Regions from separate parts of the Homo sapiens genome. Here region 2 is linked to region 1. Evidence: read pairs that join two places in POLR2A ChIA-PET (ENCODE). Cell type or tissue: K562. All regions are shown on one strand. Region 1 overlaps MYO15B (myosin XVB). Region 2 overlaps UNK (unk zinc finger).

What was found. Peaks named below come from ENCODE experiments on the same cell type or tissue, not always from the same donor. Only the 100,000 strongest peaks of a DNase experiment are listed, where the experiment ranks them.
Region 2: POLR2A ChIA-PET joins it to region 1 with 5 read pairs; 9 of 35 experiments call an interaction of 5 or more read pairs at or near these places.

Annotation. Positions count from the first base shown.
Region 1 is chr17:75,613,162-75,615,661 of GRCh38, forward strand. It overlaps MYO15B (myosin XVB), which reads left to right. Exons shown (of 64, transcript NM_001395058.1): 27 at 1-48; 28 at 132-310; 29 at 544-616; 30 at 1,038-1,199; 31 at 1,422-1,522; 32 at 1,612-1,688; 33 at 1,800-1,881; 34 at 2,079-2,177; 35 at 2,342-2,439. Among named protein-coding and RNA genes, the nearest start is that of SMIM5, 19 kb to the right of the region's middle. In K562, CTCF peaks have their summits at 1,060, 1,844 and 2,445 (motif pointing left); DNase peaks (open chromatin) are centred at 1,060 and 2,460; H3K27me3 peaks cover 1,139 bases.
Region 2 is chr17:75,797,563-75,800,062 of GRCh38, forward strand. The region is part of intron 1 of UNK (unk zinc finger); the gene reads left to right. Among named protein-coding and RNA genes, the nearest start is that of UNK, 14 kb to the left of the region's middle. In K562, no CTCF peak of the experiment used is centred here; no DNase peak of the experiment used is centred here.

The DNA.
Region 1 (2,500 bases):
GCTCAGCGCCTTTCCCCCACTGCCTGTCCTACAGAAGCCACTGCTCAAGTAAGGGGCCTGGGAGGTGGGGACCTGGCAGGTGGGGTCGCTGGATCACCCTGCCTCCACTGCAGCCTGTGCCCGCCCTGCAGGTTCGTGTCTGACCAGGCCCCCAGGGGCATGGCAGCGCTGTGCCAGCACAAGCTGCTGGGGGCCTTGGAGCAGTCGCAGCTGGCCTCGGGGGCCACTCGGGCCCACCCCCCGACCCAGCTGGAGTGGCTGGCCGGATGGCGGCGGGGCCGCATGGCGCTGGATGTGTTCACCTTCAGCGGTGAGGGCTGCCTCTGGCTGAGGCCTCCCAGGCCTGAAGTGGGGCCAGCCCTACCCCTTTGCCCTCCCTGGAACCCCTTCCTGCCCCAGTCTTCCTGCTGCCCTGTCCTCAGTGACCCTGATCCCCCTCCCCTCTGTCCTGCTTTTGAAACTCTCATGGGGACAGCAGCCCCTTCCTGTCAGGGTGGACTCTGCTGTCCCTCACTCTTGCCCCCGCCCCCCATGCCCCTGCAGAGGAGTGCTACTCGGCCGAGGTGGAGTCTTGGACCACCGGGGAGCAGCTGGCTGGGTGGATCCTGCAGAGCAGGTATGGGGACCGGGGATGGGGGACAGTGTGGCCAAAGTGACCCTTGTCCTATACCCTCCTCCTTCTCCAAGCCCAGTCTCAGGGGCCGGGAGGAGAGGTGCCCCGGGGTGGGCAGGGGCCAGACTGCAGATGGCGATGGGGAGCCGGGGGCAGATTAGGAATGAGGGGCTTGGGAGCTCCCACGGCAGATTCTAACTCAGCAGGTCAGAAAAGAAATGCCCATGCTGGAGCCCTTGTGGAAGTGGAGGGCCGTGAGGTGAGGAGGGGAGCAGCCCCCACTGCTGAGCAAACCTGGGTCCCGGACCAGGCGGATCCAGGGCCACCCTCCCTTCCTCAGCCCCCTGCCCCCTTGGCCCACCCTGTGGTCCTTGCCCCCTTCTGGATGGCCGCCTGCCTCACTGACTGGTCCCCTCCCACCCAGAGGCCTGGAGGCGCCTCCCCGGGGCTGGTCTGTGTCACTGCACTCCAGGGACGCATGGCAGGACTTGGCTGGCTGCGACTTTGTGCTGGACCTGATCAGCCAGACTGAGGACCTGGGGGACCCAGCTCGCCCCCGCAGCTACCCCATCACTCCTCTTGGCTCGTAGGTGCCACCCAGCACCCCTCTCCCTGGCCTGCTCCTGCCGGGGAACCCCACAGCCACCCTGCCACACTCAGGGGTTTATAGGAGCTGCCACAGGCCCAGCCCTCCCACCCAGCCTCCTCCCAACCATGGGGTGACCCCCGCAGCAGCTTCTACCTCTTGCCCCAGCCTGGGTGACCCTCAGCCTTGGCCACCCCCTTAGCTGGATCCCGTTTCCTGCAGAGCCGAGGCCATTCCCCTTGCCCCTGGCATTCAGGCCCCCTCACTGCCCCCAGGACCCCCTCCAGGTCCAGCCCCAACGCTGCCCAGCAGGGACCACACAGGTAAGGCTGGAGTGGGCACATGGAGGTTGGCAGAGCATGGGAAGCCCCACGCCCCGGGCCATGGCTCCAACCCTCTCCCTGCCCCACAGGGGAGGTCCAGAGGTCAGGGAGCCTGGACGGCTTCCTGGACCAGATCTTCCAGCCAGTGATATCCTCCGGCCTCAGCGTGAGTCGGGCACAGCCCCCAAATGCCCCTGCCCCAACCCCCCGGGGCCTCTGCTGCCCCTTCCATTTTTCTCAGGGCTCTCACTCTGACCTGTGACCATTGTCCCTTTAGGATCTGGAACAAAGCTGGGCTCTGAGCAGCCGCATGAAGGGAGGGGGCGCCATTGGGCCCACACAGCAGGGCTACCCCATGGGTGAGTGAGGGGCTGATTCCTCACCCAGGGCCTCCGGGCCCGGCAGCATGGCAGGCATGGCCTGGGACCCCTCTGGCAGTGGCGATCGATGCCCTGGCCAGCACCCCGGTGCCCGATGCTCTTCTCTGTGCCTGGGGCTGGAGGGAGGTGGCATGTGGGCCCAGGCAGGGACTGACAGGGAGGGCGTGTTCCCTCAGTGTACCCAGGAATGATTCAGATGCCTGCATACCAGCCAGGCATGGTCCCTGCACCCATGCCCATGATGCCAGCAATGGGCACAGTCCCTGCCATGCCAGGTAAGTCTGGGCTGGGGGCACCAGAGTCCCTTCTCAGGAGAGCAGCCACCAGCTCTGGGACTGGAGGAGGGAGGGTCCTGCTAGGAGTCCCGAGTGCACAGTGGGCAGCGAGCTTCAAGGCTGGCCATGGTGCCCACCACTCTGGCCGCCTGCCGCCCTCACAGCCATGGTGGTGCCGCCGCAGCCACCGCTTCCCAGCCTGGATGCAGGGCAGCTGGCCGTCCAGCAGCAGAACTTTATCCAGCAGCAGGCGCTAATCCTGGTGAGCGCTGGCAGGGCCCTGGGGCCACCTGGTGGAGGAGAGGTCTGTGGCTCGGGGATGA
Region 2 (2,500 bases), 180 kb after region 1:
TTTTTATAAGACTGGCTGTAATAAAATGAACATTAGTAGCTTATTAGGGATATGGGCAGATCTGTCAGATTGCCCTGTCTTTGCCAGCTGCTGTGTGAGGGTCATGAGTAGTGACACTAAGTGGCCAGGAGAGCAGCAGGAGCTGCAGGAACAGGTGTTTCCTCACTGGCCGCTCCATCTTGAAAACTCATGGCCCATTACCCAAGGCTGAGGGGCATCCAGAGTGAGTTATTCCACCGGCTCAATCTCTTGTCCCTTTTGTTGGGCTTACATCTTGCTGTTCACTGCATGTTCCGGGATTCATGAAGTCCTGAGCAAATCTGGTGTTGCAGCGCCATCTCTTTCTGTTGGCTTGTCTTAGTTGTCTGGAGGCCATCATTGTCTTGCCTATATGTCTCTGTACTCAAATCTGTAGGTTTGTCCAAATCAGATTATAAACAAACAAAACATACAGGGTGGACATTCATGCAGACATGCACTCCACAAAAAGATTGACCACAGCTCTTTTTTTTTTTTTTTTTTTTTAAGACAGAGTCTTGCTCTTGTCACCCAGGCTGGAGTGCAATGGCACGATTTCGGCTCACTGCAATCTCCGCCTCCCGGGTTCAAGCGATTCTCCTGCCTCAGCCTCCCGAGTAGCTGGGATTACAGGTGTGTGCCACCACACCCAGCTAATTTTTGTATTTTTTAGTAGAGACGGGGTTTCGCCACGTTGGCCAGGCTGGTCTCGAACTGACCTCAGGTGATCCCCCCACCTCAGCCTCCCAAAGTGTTGGGATTACAGGCAAGAGCCACCACGCCTGGCCTAATTTTTGCATTTTTAATAGAGATAAGGTTTTGCCCTGTTGGCCAGGCTGGTCTTGAACTCCTGACCTCAGGTGATCTACCCACCTTGGCCTCCCAAAGTGCTGGGATTATAGGCATGTGCCACTACACCAAACCACGGTTAATTTTTGTATTTTTAGTAGAGATGGGGTTTTGCCATGTTGACCAGGCTGATCTCGAACTCCTGGCCTCAGGTGATCCACCTGCCTTGGCCTCTGAAAGTGCTGGGATTACAGGCATGAGCCACCATGCCTGGCCGATACCCAGCTTTTGTCAGTAGTCATCATGATACCCATTGGTTGTTGGAGGAAATAGAAACAGGAATTAATCTGTAGTGGCTGTGCATGGTGGCTCATACCTGTAATCCCAGCACTTTGAGAGACTAAAGAGGGTTGCTTGCTGGGCACGGTGGCTCACGCCTGTAATCCCAGCACTTTGGGAGGCTGAGGCAGGCAGATCATGAGGTCAGGAGATCGAGACCATCCTGGCTAACACAGTGAAACCCCGTCTCTACTAAAAATACAAAAAAATTAGCCAGGCGTGGTGGCGGGCGCCTGTAGTCCCAGCTACTCAGAGGCTGAGGCAGGAGAATGGTGCAAACCCAGGAGGCGGAGCTTGCAGTGAGCCGAGATCGGGCCACTGGACTCCAGTCTGGGCGATAGTGCGAGACTCCATCTCAAAAACAAAAAAAAAAAAGAGGGTTGCTGGAGGTCAGGAGTTTGAGAGCAGCCTGGGCAACATGGCGAAACCTCATCTCTACAAAAAAATACAAAAATTAGCTGGGTGGGGTGGCAGGTGCCTGTAGTCCCAACTACTCGGGAGGCTGAGGTGGGAGGATTGCTTGAGCCTGGGAGGCTGCAGTGACCTGTAATTGCACTACTGCACTTCAGCCTGGGTGACAGAATGAGACCCTTTTTCAAAAAAGTTAATCTGTAATGGTCTCTGCACATTCCCAGCACCAATGACAAAAGAGCCAGATGCCAGCAACCGACTCTGTGTGTGAGGCGGAAGATCTCAATTTTAGTGTTCAGGTGAGGAACAAAGCTGAGCAGACGTGATGTGGAAGAGAGAGCTTACTGAGTTAATTGCCAGGAGATGTATCTAAGTCAGAGGTTGGAGTTGCTCCTCTGTGTTTTGCTGGGTTCGTGCAGAGCTGCTTTTGTACCAGGTTTCTACCACTTGGGGTGCTTTTTGCTTTTCTTTTCACTTCCCACATCTCAAGCACCTGCTGTGGGTCAGCTCTGTGCAGGGGTACAAAGATGATCGATGTGGCAGTGTACAAAACAGTCAGAATCCACTGTGGTGGCTGTACCAGCAGTATTCACATAGTGCAGTAGGAACATGGAAGCGGGGGCAGGCAGGGCCAGGGAACCCTCAGGGTGATCTAGACCCAGGGGACAACATGATCAAAAGTATGGAAATGTAAGGCTGTGATGTGATGGGGCATACCAACTGTTTAGCGCAGAGGTCACCTGTAATCCCAGCACTTAGGGAGCAGAGGCCAGAGGATAGCTAGAGCCCAGGAGTTTGAGACCTGCTCAGGCAATACAGCGAGCCCCCTTTCTCCACAAAAAGGGGAAAAAAAAGACAAAAAAACCCAAGTGTAGAGCAGAGGTCAGCAAACCGGCTTGCATGCCAAATCCAGCCTGCTGCCTGCTTTTTTAAGGCCCACAAG